2 separate regions of the Homo sapiens genome follow, and region 2 is linked to region 1. Evidence: read pairs that join two places in POLR2A ChIA-PET (ENCODE). Cell type or tissue: Panc1. All regions are shown on one strand. Links, peaks and the distances in the headings refer to the core of each region. The heading gives the core; the rest is flanking DNA. Region 1 has its middle 50 kb from the start of MIR4308. Region 2 holds the start of MIR4308 (microRNA 4308).

Evidence for each region. ChIA-PET counts read pairs that join two places held together with the same protein. Peaks named below come from ENCODE experiments on the same cell type or tissue, not always from the same donor. Only the 100,000 strongest peaks of a DNase experiment are listed, where the experiment ranks them.
Region 2: POLR2A ChIA-PET joins it to region 1 with 7 read pairs; 9 of 35 experiments call an interaction of 5 or more read pairs at or near these places.

The regions. Positions count from the first base shown.
Region 1 is chr14:54,822,779-54,833,640 of GRCh38, forward strand. No RefSeq gene overlaps it. Among named protein-coding and RNA genes, the nearest start is that of MIR4308, 50 kb to the right of the region's middle. In Panc1, for the core only: no CTCF peak of the experiment used is centred there; no DNase peak of the experiment used is centred there.
Region 2 is chr14:54,875,445-54,886,306 of GRCh38, forward strand. The region is part of intron 1 of GCH1 (GTP cyclohydrolase 1); the gene reads right to left. MIR4308 (microRNA 4308) reads right to left here and starts at 2,749; the gene lies at 2,669-2,749. It also overlaps the pseudogene FDPSP3. RefSeq lists enhancers at 5,763-5,812, 5,933-6,182, 6,623-6,712. In Panc1, for the core only: no CTCF peak of the experiment used is centred there; no DNase peak of the experiment used is centred there; H3K4me3 peaks cover 1,153 bases; H3K27ac peaks cover 908 bases.

The DNA of each region.
Region 1 (10,862 bases), core at 1,548-9,547:
TACTCTTTATATTTTTAAAGAAGTCTAAGCAAAAGTGACACCAGCAAGATGGCAGAGTAAGATGCCCTGGACCCTCCTTCCCCTCATAAACATACTGATTCAGCAAAAACTCACAGATAAATTCCATCTGTAAGAAATCCAGAAACTAACTGAAATGATCCTGGGCCCCAGGTAAACATGAAACCAAACTCACTGAAGCCAGCAGGGAGATTTGAGACACCTTCTTGCCAGAACTCTTATCACTGGCACAGTGCCATATGATCAGGGAAAGACTCCCTTCCTGCTCCCAGATTCTCCCAGGGGAAGGAAAGTGTTGGTTCACATGTCCATCACCCCAACTTTTTTGAGGGGGCTCCCCAGAGGTCTGGCTTTTATCTTGCCAGTCTCGGAGTTCTGACAGGTCTGGCACAGTCTAGCCCCCTAGAGAAGAATGAAGATGGCTGTTTTGACTGGTAGATGCTCAGCACAGAGTGAATGGACTAAAAATCCCAGCTTTCAGCTTCCCCCTGGGGAGGGAAACAGCGGATCCATGCATTCTATGCCCCAATTTCTCTAGGGCTTCTCAAAGAATTGGCATTTGTCCTGCCAGTCCAGGGGCTCTGATGGGGTCTGGCACAGTCTTGCTGCCTGGGGAAAAATAGAGATGGCAGTTTGGCCTGGTAGATGCTATAACTGCCTTCTCTCCCCCACTGGCTCAGCACAGAGTTAGCAGACAAAAACCACAGATACCTGCTTCTCCATAGAGAAGGAAAGAGTTGGTAAAGGTCCCCAGAATCTATGACTGGGCTAATTGGTATATGTACCTCTGATCAGGCTGTTTCTCCTGTACAAAGTCAGTCTGTGAAGACTGAGAGAGGTGCCTGCTTTGTCTAATGCCAAGACACTGACACAGAGTGTTAAGGAAAAATGAAGAGTCAGGCAAAGATGTTTCAAAGTATAATAACAAGGTAAATCTCCAGAAACCAACCCTAAGGAAATGGAGTTATATGATTTACCTGACAGATAATTCAAAATGACTGTCATAAGGATGCTCAGTTAGGTCAAGAGAACAATGCATGAACAAACTGAGAATTTCAACAGAGATAGAAAATATTTAAAAGTACCAAACATAAATAATGGAGCTGAAGAACATAACACTTGAACTGAAAAATTCACTGGAGGGATTCAGCAGCAGACTAGATAAAGCAGAGGAAAGGATCAGCTAACTCAAAGACAGGTCACTGGAAATAATTCAGTCAGGAGTAAGAAGAAAAAAAAGAATGAAAAAGAGTAAAGAAAGTTTACTGAACTTATGGGACACTATCAAGCAGACTAGTGGATGCATTATGGAAGCCCCAGAAGAAGAGAGAGAAAGGACCAGAAATATTACTCAAAAAATAATGGCTGAAAACTTTCCAAACTTGGGGGAAGAAAATGGACATGCAGGTCCAAGAAGCCTAAAGGACACCAAGCAAGATGAATCCAAAGCAATTCACACTGAGGTATGTTATTATTGAATTGCCAAAAGCCAAAGACAAGGAGAATTTTGAAAGCAGCAAGAAAACAGTGACTTGTCACATATAAGGGAACCTCTATAAGATTATCAGTGGAATTTTTAACAGAAACATTGCAGGCCAGAAGGGAGTGAGATGATATATTCAAGGGGCTAAAAGAAAATACTGACAATCAAGAATACCCAGCAAAATTGTTCTTCAGAAATGAAGGAGAGATAGAGACTTTCCCAGACAAACAAAAGCTGATGGAGTTCATCACCGCTAGACCCGCCTTAAAAGAAATGCTAAAGGGAATTCTTCAAGTTAAAGCAAAAGAATGCTAAACAGCAACACAGTGTTATATTAAAGTTTAAAACTCATTAGTAAAAGTAAATATACAGACAAATACAGAATACTTTATTACTGTAATGGTGGGGAGTATATCACTTTTAATTCTAGCATAAAAGTTAAAAGATAAAAATATTTAAAATAACTATAACTAAAAATATGTTAAAGGAGTCATGATATGAATAGATGTAAACTGTAACAGCAATAACATGAAATGTGGGAGAGGAATTAAAAGTGTAGGATTTTTGTATGCAATTGAGTTTAAGTTGTTATCAGCTTAAGATATTCTAGATAAGCCCCCAGGAAATACCTATAGAAGTTACAAAAGAGAGAAAAGAATCAAATCATATTGTTTTAGTACCAGTTCTCCAGAGAAACAGGATGACATATGCATGCACACACACTCATATACATGTAATACACATTCATGTGTGTGTGTGTGTGTGTGTGTGTGTGTGTAGAGAGTGAGAGACTGAGATTGATTATGAGGAATTGCTTATGCAATAATGGAGGTTGAGAAGTCCCATAATCTGCCATATGGAAAATAGAAACCCTAGAGAGCCAGTGATATAATTCAGTCTGAGTCTGAAGACCTGAACACTGAAGATGTAAATCCCAGTTGAGGGATAAGGGATAAGCACACATTCAGGAAGCAAAAGAGGCAATTCCTCCTTTCATCTTTGTTATATTCAGGCCCTCAATGAGTTGGATGGTGCCCAACCACATTAGGGAGGAAAATCTACTTTACTAAATCAATTTTTGTTTGAGTGGGTCATGGGGTACCCAGGAAGGTGTAGGACTTCTTAAGCATTTCTTGTAGCCAGTCTTCTTCAAGGAAAAGTCTAAACTTGTGGTTTCGAGAGGAAGTAGAAATATTACTCAAAAAATGGAATGGGAACATTCATTCCTCCAGTAGCTTTGGCACTATCAGGTTAATGATTTCCTAAATCCAATGGCATTTCTATGGTATTTTCCTACCTACTTAGATGGGTTTTCTTACCAATATAATGCAAGCTCATTGTATAGAATTTGAAAAAGAGAGAAGGCAAATAAGAAAACTTACATGACTACTAAATAAATATTAAATAATAAATTTTCTTTTGTTTTCTTTTCTTTTCTTTTTCTTTTTTTTTTTTTTTTTTTTTTTTGAGATGGAGTCTAGCTCTGTCACCCAGGCTGGAATGCAGTGGCGCAATCTTGACTCACTGCAACCTCCACCTCTCGAGTTCAAGTGATTCTCCTGCCTCAGCCTCCCAAGTAGCTGGGATTACAGGCGCCCACCACCATGCCCAGCTAATTTTCGTATTTTTAGTAGAAAAGGGGTTTCACTGTATTAGCCAGGCTGGTCTCGAACTCCTGACCTCATGATCCCCCGACCTCAGCCTCCCAAAGTTCTGGGATTACAAGTGTGAGCCACCACACCTAGCCTAAAATAGTATTTTCTATTGCTCATGCATTTTGATGTTATTTGCTGCCATTGATCTTTGTTTGTTTGAGACAGAGGCTTGCTCTGTCGCCCAGGCTGGAGTGCAGTAGCACAATCTTGGCTCACTGCAACTTCCACCTCTTGGGTTCAAGTGATCCTCCTGCCTCAGCCTCCCGAGTAGCTGGGATTACAGGCACCCGCCACCACGCCCAGCTAATTTTTTGTATTTTTAGTAGAGATGGGGTTTCACCATGTTAGCCAGGCTGGTTTTGAACTCCTGACCTCAAGTGATTTGGCCTCCCAAAGTGCTAGGATTACAGGTATGAGCCACCATGCCCAGCCTGTTGCCATTGATATATATATATAATTTTATTATATACATACATAGTTTTATTATGTATATATAAATTATTTTTTATATATAATTATTTTATATATATATATAAAACAATGTATACACACACACACACACACACACACACAATTTTGTAATAAGCACCACCTAACATGGTGCCTGACAAAAGTAGTGGCTAAATAAATATTTTCTAAATAATAAGTGTTTTCACTAATAAATCATGAGTATTTTTTTGCATTTTAATGGCTGCGTAGTATTCATTCCTTCACATGGACATACCATGATTTATTCCAGTTGTTAGGTAAGTTATTTCAACTGTTAAATATTATGAACAATGCTAGAATAAACATTCTCATAGGTACATATGTGCACACACATCCACTTTGATTTACCCACATTCTCTTTCTGGAAACAACACTCTTGACATTGGGCACACCCATCTCTCATGGCTCCCCAAATTCTGATTGTGGGTGGTCTTTGGAGAGTTATCTTTTCTCCAATCTTCTCACTCTTCACTCTCTCCTTAGCTGACCTCAGCTCCAAGCACCATGTGTGTACTAACTGGTCTGCAGCTGACTTTCAGATCCCTGCCTCCAGCCCAGACCTCTCTCCTATGCACTGGCTAATTACTGGATGTCTCCACTTAGGTGTCCCACAGGGACCTCAAACAACATGTCTGAAACCGAAGGCTCCCCTGCTTACCTTACTCCCTCCAAGACCTCCCACATGACCATTTATCTCATTAACATTATCTCAGTGGTCAATGCTGCTGTGATTCCCAGACACCCAAGCTCCCAAACTGGGGACTGTCCTGGACCAATCTTCACCCAGTTGTAGACAAACCCTTCAGCTTCTCCCTCTTAAATCTCTCTGCTGTTCCCTTGTCTCAGCCTCCACTGCCACTGACCTAGTTTCAGCCTCATTATCCCCCCTGAATTAATACAATAGCCTCCTAAGCTGTCCATCCTCCAACTCTGATTACAACCCACAATCCCCTGCTTGACATCTTTCCACCAGCTTTTCGCAACTTCAATATCAGTTCTTGGGCAGGGCATGTCTGTGGTATGTCCTCTGCCTATCTCTTCGGTCTCTATCGCCACTACTCCCCTCTCCAACATGGGATCAACCTATAATAGAGCTTTTATTCAGTGTGCTTCAAATATTTGTTTACATTACATATATCTCTCCCTAGACTTGAGGACGGGGAAGTCTCACTCATATTTATACTCCAGCATGCAACACAGTTAAACCTAAGGAAACAAAGCCTTAACAAAGGCACTTGGAAGATCTGCGTTCTCCCCATCAATGGCAACTACTGGTGACAAGGAAGGAAGCTATGGGTGCTGTCTTCTAGGGAGTCTTCTCAGGGCAGGCAGGACCTCACTTCCAGGACTCACCTGGCCTGGTCACCTGTGGGTGGAGACAGGGCCTGACATTCATGAAATCTCCTTTATGTCCAACCCTTCAGAAGCTTCTTTTGATGCCAAGGGGCCCAACTCAGAGCCCACATCTCTATGTCTATGACCTCCTACATTATTTTTGTCTTGGTAATGAAATTTCCAACAATGTAATACTCACCGAAATAGAGCTTCATAGGGATGTTCCTATACTTAGACAGTAAAAACAAATGAGAATAGGGTAGAGGAAAAGGAGAAGCATGAAGTTTAACTCCTTAGAGCCCATCAAGACCTTGAAGCCCTTTAAGACAAAATTTCCATAGTTGCAAATGCTGGGGGAACTGATGCTTACCTGCTCCATGTAAATTCCTCTTTGCAGCCCAGATGGCTGGAGCTCTTTGCTATGCATGGGAGGGAACCACACAAATGTGTTAGATCTGAAGCAGGGGTTTGCAAATTATGGCTTGCTGGCCAAATCCTACCCACCATCTGTTTTTGTATGGTCCATGAGCTAAGAATGCTTTTTACATTGTTAATGAATGAAAAAAAAAAAAAGAATATTTCACGGCCACAAAAATGGCATGAAATTCAAATTTTGGTGTCCATGAATAAAGTTATATTGGAACACAGTCACATTCATTTACATATGGTTTATGGTGGATTCCACACGAGAATGGCAGAGTTGAGTAGTTATAACAGAAACCATGTGACCTGCAAAGTCTAAAAGTTTTACCATCACGCATTTTCCAGAAAAAGGTTGCCAACCCCTGATCTGAAGTACCAAACACCTGTGAATAACAGAAAACTAAAGATGCAAAATGCAGGCCAAATAAAGTTAGTGAGAGCAGTGATTCCTTTATTTCATCTAAGAATTCATTCATAGTCATGTGCCACATAAGGACGTTTTGGTCAATGATGGACCGTATATACGATGGCGGTCTCATAGGGTCCCACACCCTATTTTTAGTGTACCTTTTCTACGTTTTAGTAAGTTTAGATACACAAATACTTACCAGTGTATCACAACTGCCTACAGTATTCAGTGCAGGTTTGTAGCCTAGGAAAAATAGGCCATACTATACAGTTTAGGTGGGTAGTGAGCTATACCATCTAGGTTTGTGGAAGTAAAATCTATGATGTTCACAAAATGATGAAATCGACTAACGATGCATTTCTCAGAAGGAATCCGTGTCGTTAAGCAACACATAACTGTACTTCACTTGTATCCTTTTCTCCCAAAACATCACTTTAGTTGTAACACTCAAGGATATTTCAAATAATCATTACAGACATCCTGCTTACCCATATTCTCTTGGCTCCATATGTGTAGATATAGATATATTTTTTCACTTTTAACATAGTAAATACAGGCACCTAATTTTAAAAAATCAAATAGTGACAAACAGAAGTTTTATAATCTAAGCAAGAGTTCTTTGTCTTTCTCCCTCCCACCTCCTCTCTTAAAGAGACAATCACTTATGTCTTTTTGCTATTTCTTTGGTAGTTACTTGATAAAAAATTGTGCTTAAATTGTTCCTTCTTGATAGATGAATTTTGATGTTATCTAATCTTTGTTATGACAGATGAAGATTTAACTCATACTTCTCCTTCCTCCCAAGATAAAGGTTATCTCACAACAATTTTTAGTTAACTGAGTAATCAGTACTTACATTATGATTATGCAAATAACTTCTCACCACAGGGGCAAGTGGTAGCTCACGGTGACCTTTTTTTTTTTTTTTTTTTTTGAGAGAGGGTTTCACTCCTGGTCAAGCGATCCTCCTGCCTCGGCCTCCACATAGCTGGGACTACAGGCACATGCCACCACACCTAGCTAATTTTTAAAATTTTTTTGTGAAGATGAAATCTCATTACGTTGCCCAGGCTGGTCTGGAACTCCTGGCCTCAAGCAATCCTGCATTCTCAGCCTCCCAAAGTGCCACGGTTATCTTTCTAATTTATACTCCTTTTTGTTTTGTTCCATGTATCTGAAAGCTTTAGAAGGGGGAATGCTGTCCTGGTACCATCAGAAGTTCTAGGTCTCCAAATAATGATCTTCCCCAAATTCAGTACATTATCAGAGCAATTACATATTTAGAAAAGAGATTATGCAGCACAGATATTGCTTTAAAAATAAAAGGTCTGTTCAGAATTATAGGAATGTGAGTCTGAACTTTCCTTCCAAGTCGTAATGCCTCACTGTGGCTTTTACAGAAGGCAGAGTCTGGAATTTTTGCTTCCACTCCTAAGGGAAAGAGTAAAAAGAAAAGGGTGAGGCAGGCAGTTCTGCATCCCTCATTTCGTTGGCTTACACAACACTTTATCAAGAACAAATTCCCCCAAATGTCCATTCTCCAGTCTCTAAAAGTAAGAGAGTAATGAACGCTGTGACTCCCAGTCCACATGTATCCCTAGATGTGATGCTAACTAATGCTTTGAAGGATTCTCAGCCAGAACCAACCAACTGCTCCTGCCTAACCTCAGAACTTTGATCAGCATGAGCCCAAGAGATAAAAGTGGACAGTGGATCAGAATCTGATCTACCTAAGTTGGGTGCAGTGGTGCATGCCTGTGGTCCCAGCTACTTGGGAGGCTGAGGTGGGAGGATTACTTGAGCTCAGGAGTTCAAGACCAGCCTGGTCAACATAGCAAGACCCCATCTCTAAAAAAAAAAAAAATGAATCCAATGTACTCTTGGTGGAAAGACTCTACAAATTTATTTATTTATTAGTTTGTTTATTTTTATAATTTCAACTTCTATTTTAGATTCAGGGTGTACACATGCAGGTTTGTTACATGGGTATATTATGTGATGCTGAGGTTTGGGGTATGATTGATCCTGTCACCCAGGCACTGAGCATAGTACCCATCATTAGTTTTTCAACCTTTGCCCCCCTTAGTTGTCCCCAGTATCTATTGTTGCCATCTTTATATCCCGAGTATCCAATGTTTAGCTCCCACTTATAAGTGAGAACGCAGAGTATTTGGTTTTCTGTTCCTGTGTTAATTTCTTAAGAGAATGGCCTCCAGCTGCACTCATGTTGTTTCAAAGGACATGATTTCATTCTTTTTTATGGCTGTGTAGTATTCCACGGTGTATATGTGCCACGTTTTCTTTATCTAATCCACCAGTGATGGGCATCTAGGTTGATTCCATGTCTTTGCTATCATGAATAGTACTGTGGTGATCATATGAGTGCATGTGTCTTTTTGGTAGAATGATTTATTTTCTTTTGGATATATGCCAGTAATGGGATAGCTGGATTGAATTAGTTCTGTTTTAAGTTCTTTGAGAAATCTCCAAACTGCTTTCCACAGTGGCTGAACTAATTTACATTCCCACCAGCAGAGTATAAGCGTTCCTTTTCTACACAGCCTAGCCAGCATCTGTTGTTTTTTGACTTTTTAATAATAGCCATTCTGACTGGTGTTAGATGATATTTCATTGTGGTTTTGATTTGTATTTTTCTGTTGATTAGTGATGTGGAGTGTTTTTTCATATGTTGTTGGCTGCTTGTATGTCATCTTTTGAGCAGTGTCTGTTCATGTCCTTCACGCATTTTTAATTGGGTTATTTGTTTTTTGCTTGTTCAATTGTTGAAGTTCCTTATAAAATCTGGATATTAGAGCTTTGCTTAGTGCAGTTTGCAAATATTTTCTTCCATCCTGTAGGTTGTTAGTTTACTCTGTTGATAGTTTTTTTTTTTTTTTTTTTTTTTTTTTTGCTGTGCAGAAGCTCTTTAATTAGCTCCTACTTGTCCATTTTTGTTTTTGTTGCAATTGCTTTTGAGAATTTAGTCATAAATTCTTTTCCAAGGCTGATGTCCAGAATGGGGTTTCCTAGGTTTTCTTCTAGGATTCTTATAGTTTGAGGTCTTACATCTAAATCGTTAATACATCTTGAGCTAATTTTTTTTTTTTTTTTTTTGAGATGGAGTTTTGCTCTTGTTGCCCAGGCTGGAGTGCAATGGCGTGATCTCTGCTCACTGCAACGTCTGCCTCCCAGGTTCAAGCAATTCTCCTGCCTCAGACTCCCAAGTAGCTGGGATTACAGGCATACACCACCACGCCCAGCTAATTTTGTATTTTCAGTAGAGACGGGGTTTCTCCCTGTTGGTCAGGCTGGTCTCGAACTCCCGACCTCAGGTTATCTGCCCGCCTCAGCCTCCCAAAGTGCTGGGATTACAGGCGTGAGCCACGGCGCCCGACCAGTGGAGCTAATTTTTATATGTGGTAAAAGATAGGGGTCGAGTTTCATTCTATTTATGGCTATACAGCTATCCCAGCACAATTTATTGTACAGAGATTCTGTTCCTCGTTGCTTATTTTGGTTGACTTTGTTAAAGATCAGATGGCTGTAGGTGTGCAGCTTTATTTCCGGGTTCTCTATTCGGTTTCATTGGTCTATGTGCTTGTTTTTTGTTTGTTTGTTTGTTTCATTTTGTTTTTTTGAGAGAGGGTCTCACTCCCATTGCCTAGGCTGGAGTGCAGTGGTGTGATCACAGCTCACTGCAGGCTTGACTTCACAGTCTCAGGTGATTCTCCCACCTCAGCCTCCTGAGTAGCTGGGATCACAGGCGTGCACCACCACAGCCAGCTACTTTTTTGTATTTTTCATAGTGACGGGTTTCACCATGTTGCCCAGGCTGGAATCATGTGATCTCCCCACCTCAACCTCCCAAAGTGCTGGGATTACAGGCAGGAGCCACCGTGCCTGGCTATGTGTCTGTTTTTGTACCATACCATACAGTTTTAGCTACTGTAATCTTATAACATAGTTTGAAGTCAAGTAATGCCTCTGGTCTTGTTCTTTTTGCTTAGGATTGCTTTGGCTATTTGGACTCTTTTTTGGTTCCATAGAAATTTTGGCATAGTTTTTTCTAGTTCTGTGAAAAATGGCATTGGTAGCTTGATAAGAATAGTGTTGACTCCATAGATTGCTTTGGGCAGTATGGCCATTTTAACAATATTGATTCTTCTGAACCATGGGCATGGGATGTTTTTCCACTTGTTTGTGTCATCTATGATTTGTTTCATCAGTGTTTTGCAGCTCTCCTTATAGAGGTCTTTCATCTCCTTAGTTAGATGTATTCCTAGGTATTTTATTTTTTGTGGCTGTTGTAAATACAATTGCATTCTTGATTTGGCTCTCAGCTTGAACATTATTGGTGTACAGAAATGCTACCAATTTGTTTTCACTGATTTTGTATCCTGAAACTTTACTGAAGTCGTTTATCAGTTCCAGGAGCCTTTTAGTGGAGTCTTTATGGTTTTCTAGGTATAGAGTAATATTGTCAGTGAAGAGATAAATTGACTTCTTCTTTTCCTACTTGCCTGTCTTTTCTTTCTCTTGCTTGATTGCTCTAGCTAGGACTTCCAGGACCCTAAAAATTGCAACCAAAACTTCATGTGATCATTTTGCATACTTTGGGTTTAGAGCTAATAAACAAGAGCTTTCTTATGACAAACAATGCTGCAATGAATAATCTTGTATACAAATGTCACCTTCACACACACACATATATATATAAATACATCTAGAGGATAAATTCCCCAAAGAATTACTGGGGCAAATGATATAGGCATTTATTGTTGTTTTAAATAGCAAATATATATATACAGGGTCTTTTATAATCTGATCTTCTGTGTTTATACTCTCTGTGACTTCTAGATCTAAAATGTGCACAACTACATGGCTAAAATTCAATTGCGTCCTCCATGTATCATGTGTGTTAACTTTTCCAGGCTAAATGAGAATTGATTTATTATAAACTGTATTTCTGACTGAAGTACCTCCCATGCTATGTTTGCCTGAGGACAGAGCCTTCTAATTCTACCTGTCGTCTACCACTCTACCCCCACAC
Region 2 (10,862 bases), core at 2,020-10,019, 53 kb after region 1:
ATGGCAACAAAAGCCAAAATTGACAAAAGGGATCTAATTAAACTAAAGAGCTTCTGCACAGCAAAGGAAACTACCATCAGGGTGAACAGGCAACCTACAGAATGGGAGAAAATTTTTGCAATCTACTCATCTGACAAAGGGCTAATATCCAGAATCTACAATGAACTCAAACAAATTTACAAGAAAAAAACAAACAACCCCATCAAAAAGTGGGTGAAGGATATGAACAGACACTTCTCAAGGATATGAACAGACACTTCTCAAAAGAAGACCTTTATGCAGCCAAAAGACACATGAAAAAATGCTCATCATCACTGGCCATCAGAGAAATGCAAATCAAAACCACAATGAGATACCATCTTACACCAGTTAGAATGGCGATCATTAAAAAGTCAAGAAACAACAGGTGCTGGAGAGAATGTGGAGAAACAGGAACACTTTTACACTGTTAGTGGGACTGTAAACTAGTTCAACCATTGTGGAAGTCAGTGTGGCGATTCCTCAGGGATCTAGAACTAGAAATACCATTTGACCCAGCCATCCCATTATTGGGTATATACCCAAAGGATTATAAAACATGCTACTATAAAGACACATGCACACGTATGTTTACCGTGGCACTATTCACAATAGCAAAGACTTGGAAGCAACCCAAATGTCCAACAATGATAGATTGGATTAAGAAAATGTGGCACATATACACCACAGAATACTATGCAGCCATAAAAAATGATGAGTTCATGTCCTTTGTAGAGACATGGATGAAGCTGGAAGCCATCATTCTCAGCAAACTATTGCAAGGACAAAAAGCACCGCATGTTCTCACTCATAGGTGGGAATTGAACAATGAGAACACTTGGACACAGGAAGGGGAACATCACACACCGGGGCCTGTTGTGGGGTGCGGGGAGAGGGGAGGGATAGCATTAGGAGATATACCTAATGTTAAATGACGAGTTAATGGGTGCAGCACACCAACATGGCACATGTATACATATGTAACAAACCTGCACATTGTGCACATGTACCCTAAAACTTAAAGTATAATAATAAAAAAAAAATTATAAAGTACTGCATGGTGATATGTGCCTATAGTCCTAGCTATTCAGGCGGCTGAAGCAGGAGGATCCCTTGAACCCAGGATAGGAGTTTGAGGCTGCAGTGAGCTATGATTACACCACTGCATTCCAGCCTGGGTGACAGAACAAGTCCCTGTCTCTAAAAATCATAATAATAATAATAATTTTTAAAATTGTAGTATAGTATGTAGCCTTTTGTGTAATGAAAGTGGAAGGAGGAGCTATGAACATATGACATATACATATGAATGTATATGCTTATCTGCAAAAAGAAACACTGGAAGGATAAATTCAGAAGCTAGTAAAAATGATTACCTGCAAAGCAGTAAGAGAAGAGACAGAAGGGATATGGATGAAAGGGAAGCATCTTTGAATATAATTTGTTACACAGTTTTGACCTTGGAATCATGTAAATGTTTTACATACTCAAAATTAAATCAAAGAGAAAAAAAATCTAGTGATCCTCATACAGCTAAATGCTTCATGTGATAATGGAACACTGATATGTTGCCTATGCCCCATTTTATTAAAATGAACCAGACTATAACCTTGACCTAGCCAAATCATTTTTCTTCAGTAATAAAGTTTCCCTGCTATATTTACTTATGTTTTGCTCCAACATATCTAAAAGCTACCATCTGTAGGTAATAAGAACAGAACACTATCACATATTGTTTTAATTTCCTGCCTGTTATCAGCAGCAAGAAGGTAACCCTGGAAACAGGGATTTATGGCATTCTGTTTCCTACGGTTGGTCACAACCACAAACAAAATGAAAGCAGCCTCCACAAGTTAAAGGTTTGTCTACAACAACACCACACAATGTCAGTTTTCAGGTATACCTTTCTCATGTCATTCATAATTAAGCAATGTCAACAAATAACACTGCTGGGTAACATCCCTCAAGTATTTAGTCTGCCAGACCCTTTTCTGAAAGTATAGTAAGACAGGCCCACAATACAAGCCCAAGTGCTTTTTTTTTTCTCTCGAGACAGGGTCTCCCTCTGTTGCCCAGGCTGGAATGCAGCGGCACAATCTCAGCTCACTGCAACCTCCACCTCCTAGGCTCAGGTGATCCTCCCACCTCAGCCTCCTGAGTAGCTGGGATTACAGGCGCAAGCCACCATGCCTGGCTAATTTTTGTATTTTTTTGTAGAGATGGGGTTTCGTCATGTTGCCCAGGCTGGTCTCAAATTCCTGAGCTCAAGGGATCTGCCTGTCTTGGCCTCCCAAAGTGCTGTGATTACAGGCATGAGCCACCATGCCTGGCCCCCAAGTGCTTATTTAAGCATACTTCGAAACAGGGGTTCCCAGACTCCCGCTGTGGGCCTGTTAAGACACAAATCTCTAGGCCCCACCCCTAGGGCTTCTGTTTCAGGTGATCTGAGCAGACCTGAGAATTTGCATTTCTAACAAGTTCCCAGAAGATCCTGAAGCTCCCGGTCTGAGAACCAGAGTGCCCCTGGTTTGAACTATTTCATGTTTTGTGCTGCTACACAGAAACTTCATCTCTTCAAAATGCTCCTACTCAAATATATAGGTAAATATTTAAGGACAAACAGACCTGTTTCTGCTGTGGAGAAAGTGAGGGAAAAAGGTAAGAAGAAACTCCAGGGAAAGATTTCCTCAAAAGGAAATTTCTGTCCAATGGAGTTCCCTCTGAACCCATAGTATAGGAATTAGTGCCGTCTGGAGTATCTGGTGATCAGCACCAACAACTCCAGCTCTCTGAGGAAGCCGGACACCTGACGCATCTCCCTGGAAGGACAGAGTTAAAAGACAGTGGAAGATGACTTGGAACATCTGAGTGAGCATCCATCCTAAAGGATAGGAAAGAGCTAATGGAGTCTGCCTACTGGTTTTAAAATTAAGAGAAGAGACAGAGAGAAGTGCCTAGGGCATCACACCTCTGCTTTTGGCTGGAATTAAATCAACTCAAGGTGCTAACAAAGATAAGCCTATCCTGATTTGGTGGAGAATGGTCCAGACCCTCATAGTTCCATCTAATATCAGAGCTACCTCCACCAGCATACAGCGCTTATCTCATCATGCCTCGTAGTACCATGGTTATTTGTGCCCACGTCCCACAGACACACTGGGCTATAAGTTTCTGAGTTAAGCATTATATCTGAAGGCTTTGGAGCTTCTACACACTTCCCTGTAACACCATGCACAAAGCTGGAGTTAAACATAGATCTTCTGTGTTTATTCAATTAATATGTCTGTCTTTACTCTATGATTCACTTTTTTTTCTTTTTGAGACAAGGTCTCGTCCTGTCACCCAGGCTGGAGTGCAGCAGTGCAATCACCACTCATTGTAGCCTCCATCTCCCAGACTCAAGCAATCCTCCCACCTTGGCCTCCCCAGTAGCTGGGACTAGAGGTATGCCACCATATCCAGTTAATTTTTTATTTTTTTGTAGAGACAGAGTCTCATTATGTTGCCCAGGCTGATCTTGAACTCCTGGGCTCAAGCTCCTCCTACCTCAGCCTCCCAAAGTGCTCGAATTACAGGTGTGAGCCACCACGCTGGACCAATTCACTTCCTTAAAATACATTTTTAAATGAAGGGACTCCAAAGAAATTCATGCAGCCAAGGGAACATAAGAATTTTCAGCTGGGCACAGTGGTTCACGCCTGTAATCCCAGCACTTTGGGAGGCCAAGGCAGGTGGATCAATTGAGGTCAGGAGTTCAAAACCAGCCTGGCCAACATAGTGAAAACCCATCTCTTCTAAAAATACAAAAATTAGCCGGATGTGGTGCCATGCACCCGTAGTCCCAGCTACTTGGGAGGCTGAGGCACGAGAATCACTTGAACCTGGGAGGCGAAGGTTGCAGTGACTTCAGATCACACCACTGCACTCCAGCCTGGGCAACAGAGCAAGTCCCTGTCTCAAAAAAAAAAAAAAAAAAAAAAAAAAAATCACTGCCATCTTGTTGGTAATAGCAAAAATAGAGAAGAGTGAATCAGAAGAACAATTACACAGTTTGGGTAAACTCACAATAAAATATGACCCAGCAATGAAAGTCAGTAAATTTGGGCTGCATTTATAAATCCTTGAAAGGATATTCAGTGTAAAAAGCGTGTAGCAGAAGGATATGTAGAGTATGAGCCATTTAAATTAAGTAAAAACAATGTTACATGTTGTTTGTAAACATATACAGAAAATGAAAGTATAAAAATAGACATGAGGCCGGTCGCAGTGGCTCACGCCTGTAATCCCAGCACGTTCGGAGGCCGATGAGGGCAGGAGTACAAGACCAGCCTGGCTAACATGGTGAAACCCCATCTCTACTAAAAATACAAAAATTAGCTGGGTGTGGTGGCACATGCCTGTAATCCCAGGTACTCAGGAGGCTGAGGCAGGAGAATCGTTTGATTCTGGGAGGCGGAGGTTGCCGTGAGCCAACATTGCACCACAGCACTCCAGCCTGGGTGACAGAGTAAGGCTCTGTCTCAAAAAAAAAAAAAAAAAAAAAAAAAGACATGAAAGCAATCCCAGCTACTCAGGAGTCTGAGACAGAAGAACTGCTTGAACCCGGAGGCGGAGGTTGCAGTGAGCCAAGATCATGCCACTGCACTCCAGTCTGGGCAACAGAGCAAGACTCCATCTCAAAAAAAAAAAGAAAGTTAGGGACCAAATTCAGTATAGTGGTTACCTCTGTAGTGAGATGATAACTGGATCAGGAAGTGATAACTAGGAAGTTTAAACTATCTGTATTTTTTAAAAGCAATTATAGCAAAATACTAAGATTTGTCAAAACCCAATGTATTTTGATTAAACTTGTTCATACAGTCTTGTATATGTGAGAAATTTCATTAATAATATATTATAAAATATATATTTTATATATAATATAATATATATTATATAATACATAATATATAAAATATATATATACTCCATATATATATATACTCCATATAAATATATACTCCATATATATATATACACTCCATATATATATATACTCCATATATATATATACTCCATATATATATATATACTCCATATATATATATACTCCATATATATATACTCCATATATATATACTCCATATATATATACTCCATATATATATATACTCCATATATATATACTCCATATATATATACTCCATATATATATACTCCATATATATATATACTCCATATATATATACTCATATATATATACTCCATATATATATACTCATATATATATATATACTCCATATATATATACTCCATATATATATATATACTCCATATATATATATACTCCATATATATATATATACTCCATATATATATATATATACTCCATATATATATATACTCCATATATATATACTCCATAATATATGGAGTGTAATGCTGCAATCTCGGCTTACCGCAACCTCCACCTCCCAGCTTCAAGCGATTCTCCTGCCTCAGCCTCCCGAGTAGCTGGGATTACAGGTATGTGCCACCATGCCTGGCTAATTTTTGTATTTTTAGTAGAGACAGGGTTTCTCCATGTTGGTCAGGCTGGTCTTGAACTCCCAGCCTCAGGTGATCCGCCCTCCTCAGCCTCTCAAAGTGCTGGGATTACAGGTGTGAACCACCGCGCCAGGCCAATAAAAATATTTTTTTAAATTAAGGTCTTCATACACATGCTGGCATTTGTTTTTTCTATAAAAATAAAAAAATTTTAAAAAGAAACAAACATTAAAAAAACAGGTTACCTTTGCATGGAGGGGCTATAGGAGGAGGGCAAGGAGGAGTACACAGGAAGACCCAGCCAGCTTCACGCAGTGCTGCAAACTCTTTCAAAATCCTCCCTAAATCACATCCTGCAACTCAAAGTCTTCTGCCCTGAAGATGGCATTAAGATGTTTTGCTTTCTACCACCTGTTTGAAAAATTTGTCCTACAAGTAAGAGCATGTTAAAACAAATTCAAAGAGGAAAAAAAAATCGCTCTCTCTGCTTTCACTTTCATCATGAGTACACCTCTTGTTAGAGCTTCCGACACTCACAGCTTTTTGTACTTACCAAGACAGAATTTGGAAAACTTGGCCAAAATAAGCATGAACCCAAACATTCCACAGACTGACACAATGGCGGAAACTAAGACGACTACAGACAACCAGTCACACCATCTGCTGGAGTGCACAGAGCTGCCGCACAGCTTTGATATGCTCCACAAACTTATTTCATAAACTGTAGGTTTGTCAGCAGGAAAGACCTAATGTATTGCAAAAAAAGTAAAAGTTTGGTTATTTTGGAAATTTTCACTCCATCTTTGGCAGAGACAAATTCATATGTTGCTCTTAGCTATTAAAATATAGCCAAAGCTATTGAAATAGATGTTCTCAGCTGCCCTCAAAATAGTACTGACATGCATGTTTCCTTCAGCCAACCCAGTACTGATGAGCTATTCTCATCCTCTCAGCCAGCCTTGTCACAAACACTACGTTTCTTGGTAAGAGTTCAAGTTTTCACGTATAAAGTTATCTTTACTAACATTTTGCTCCTCATTACAACAGTAATATTCATGGAAGTTTATCGGTAAGATGTAGAAATAATCAAATGAGAAAGTGAAAGCACATAAAATCCCTCCACCCTGATGCAATTACTTTACTGCCTCTTAGGGGAACCGCACGCACAGTGGTTCAAGATGTAGAATGGTAAAGTAGAAGGAATGAATAAAAGAGTCCAGAGCTCAAGGGTGTTGGACATTGATGCCAAATTACAAGTTATCCTTCTGCCCCACTGCTCAGCTTCTGAGATGTGCATGGCAGTGGCCAGGGCCTCTCTGTACTGAGGTAAGGGGAAAGTACTTATTTTAAACTGTTTAGATTTATTGCTGGATAAAACTGAAGGCTGCCAATCATGTATACTATTAACTCTCAAAGTTATCCAAGCCAAAGAACTCGCCTTTCTGGTCTCAGTTTACTACTCTGAATATTTCTGGTAGACCAAAATTAGAGCCTTAGAAACTGTCTAAGGAATCAAAACAGTGTATTCAAGGAGTCATTTTTAAAAACACACACACACTTGCCAAATTTAGTTTTTTAACTGGATAATTTTGTATATCTTTCACAATCCAGCTGTTAAACCGAAAATGGAATTTACGAAACAGATGGTGATAACAAGGTCTAGTTCACAGCAGTTCTACAGAAAAAAAAAACACACCAATCTGATTAAACTATCCATTTGCTTCAAAAGCCTCTAATAGGCTCGTCCCTTATCATCCTACATTCACTTATACCACGAGATTTCATACAGATGGGTGTGATGGAACCATCTGTAATCCCATCCAAGTAAGTACCATCAGAGTGCGCAAGCCACCATCATTAGTGACAGATGAAGAGATAAGGGATCTTCCTTCGCAACAGGGGTTCCCAAATACAGCCAATCAACAGGGAGTTTTGGAAAATATAGCGTCCCAAGCTACCCAGCAAAAATCTCATTTACTATGTGTAGGGATGGACCCAGGATAAGTCGTTTTAAAATCTATGTGATTCTGGTGACTGGCTGGGGTGGGAGCACACAGGCTTGAGAGCTGAGGGTACATGAGGGTTGAAAACAGACCCACTGCTGGCCGGGCGCGGTGGTTCACGCCTGTAATCTCAGCACTTTGGGAGGATGAGGCAGGTGGATCACGAGGTCAGGAATTCGAGACCAGCCTGGCCAACATGGTGAAACCCCATCTCTACTAAAAGTCCAAAAATTAGCCGGGCACGGTGGCGCGTGCCTGTAATCCCAGCTATTCGGTAGGCTGAGGCAGATGAATTGCTTGAACCCGAGAAGCGGAGTTTGCAATGAGCAGAGATTGCGCCGCTGCGCTCTAGCCTGGGCGACAGAGTGAGACTCCGACTCAAAAAAAAAAAAAAAAAAAAAAAAAAAGCCCGGTGCGGTGGCTCACGCCTGTAATCCCAGCACTTTGGGAGGCCGAGGCAGGTGGATCACGAGGTCAGGAAATCGTGACCATCCTGGCTAAGACGGACAAAGTCCGTCTCTACTAAAAATACAAAAAATTAGCTGGGCGTGGTGGCAGGCGCCTGTAGTCCCAGCTACTCGGGAGGCTGAGGCAGGAGAATGGAGTGAACCCAGGAGGTGGAGCTTGCAGTGAGCCGAGATCACGCCACTGCACTCCAGCCTGGGAGACAGAGCAAGATTCTGTCTCAAAAAAATAAATAAATAAAAAGAAAAGAGAGAAAACAGACCCACTGCTGGCCCAAATTTGCTGTTCAGCAAGGCCAAACAGTGGGCAATTCTTCACTGTAACCCTCACTACAGTCACCACGTCATTCCTGTGGAACACTATGAGGCCTGGGGCAGGGGTGGGGTGGAGGCAGAGACAAGGAGGAAACTGGAGCCAACTCCACCTAAAGAAGGTGAGGCAGGAAGGACCCAGGTAGAGAACCTCTACGTGGTTCTTTTTGCTGGAGCAAAGTTTAAAAATTTGTGAGGACCTCACATCAGAAAGTTGTACCCACATTCTAGAAAAATATCCCCCACTTAAGAAACCAGTTGCATCCTACAACCAACTCATTAGAAATCAATGTCTAGGGTAATACAATAAAGTTTTCATAGTTCTGAGCTGAAAACAAATCTATCAAACCATGACCTCAAGCAACTTGAGATCTGCAGAAATAAGAGGCCTAGGTGTAAAAATATTTGGAGAATGACTAGAGGTTAAATTGTAAAACTGATAGTTCACATAAATGAAAACTTGTGGGCTGAGACAAAACAATATGATTGTATTGAAGATTAAAATTTTACCCAGGCCTAAAGGTCGAGTAGGAGGAAAGGTGGAGGGAGGGTTTCCTAGAAAGGGAAAGGAAGAAAAGTACCATATAAAATAAGATATGGAAGTGGGAAACAGCAAAAGGAAAAAAGCCTGTGTAGGTCTATGCATGGAACAGAAACAAAATTCCCTTCTCTTTTAGAGCATTGTTTTCTTTTTTTCTTTTTTTGTAAGATTACACAGTAGGCCGGGCGCAGTGGCTCACGCCTATAATCCCAGCACTTTGGGAGGCCAAGGCAGGCGTATCATTTGAGGTCAGGAGTTCGAGACCAGCCTGGCCAACATGGTGAAACCCCATCTCTACTAAAAATACAAAAATTAGCCGGGCGTAGTGGCGGGTGCCTGAAATCCCAGCTACTTGGGAGGCTGAGGCAGGAGAATCGCTTGAACCCAGAAGACAGAGGTTGCAGTGAGCCAAGACCACACCATTGCACTCCAGCCTGGGCAACAAGAGTGAAACTCTGTCTCAAAACAACAACAACAACAACAACAACAACAAAAAAAAAGATTACACAGTAATTTATTGAGAGCCTCCTCTCCCTGCCTTGCAGTTGCTTGGAGATTTTGTACGCTAGCCCCAGGAAGGTGGCTGGGGGCAGTGGTGCAACACACTGCTCAATGAGACCCATAAGGTGGCTGTAACCATCTTCCACATACCAAGAACATGGTCAGCAGATCCAGCTCCTCATATAGTGCCTCCTCCCTGTAATTCTTCTGCATGATCTGGTGCTGTTCCGGTGTGGCCCATTGCAGACACTGAACCACCAGTCAGCTGCATTTGTTGTCATCTGTTGTCCTGGATGTCAGTACAAACTCTGCCAGTGGTGACAGTAGGGTCCCCAAAGAGGTCAAGGTAATCATCCTGAATCTGAAAGAACTCCTAACTCCAGCAGGATCTTCCTGTCATTGGCCCATTCCTTCCCCACACTGACGCCTGCCATAGACATGGCTGCAGCTTCAGGATGGTAGAAGAAGTAGAAAGCTGTCTTATACTTGACAGTGATTTGTACCTCTTTTCAGTGAACCAGTCAAGATCCACATTGCTCTGGGGGGCTGTGATGGGGTCCAGGGTCTGCCTGATCTCTGTCTAATAGGAACTCCACAGGAAGTGCTTTTTCAGGTTCAGGTAATGGGGTTGCTCTCAGCAACAGAGCTTCAACAGGTGATAGATAGATGCTTCTAGAAGCATAGCATCATTGATGGCATCCAAACCTACACCTGGCTTCTGATACAAGCAGATCTGCCCCCAGCAAGGTGAGGGATGAATCCCTGATGTCATCTGCCACCAGGAAGAAAGCTTGCAGCACAAGGTGCAGTGGCTCACACCTGTAATCCCAGCACTTTGGGAGGCCAAGGCAGGGGGATTACCTGAGGTCAGGAGTTCGAGGCCAGCCTGGCCAACATGGCGAAACCCCGTCTCCACCAAAAATACAAAACTTAGCTGGGTGCGGTGGAATGCGCCTGTAGTCCTGGCTACTCAGGGGGCTGAGGCACAAGAATTACTTGAACCCAGGAGGTGGAAGTTGCAATGAGCTGAGATTGTGCCACTGCACTCCATCCTGGGCGGCAGAGCTAGGCTCCATCTCAAAAAACAAACAACAACAACAACAAAAAAAAACGGGCAAGCTTACAGCAGTTCACACAACAGCCCAGACAGGACCTGCTGGAGACTATCAGCATCCTGTTTCCTGGGCTCTGCCAGCTCCTGGAATGCTACCAGCATCATCAAACCCTAGTGGTACTTGTCTCCAGTGGCAGTGTACTCCAGGACCTCTTTGAGCCAGGTAATAGACTCTCCTGTCTCTGGGTGCCCCATCTCATCCTCAGTCAGCATCCTGACAACCTGGGAGAAGTCCTGGATAAAATTCTGCTTTTCTTGGGCATACATATCTGGATTTCTGGTCTCCATTCATTTTGTTCCTGGATGTGAGTTCCTGCTTGGACAGCATTTTTCAAATTAAATTTTACATTTAGTTTGTGATTTCTTTCAAGCCCTACCACAAC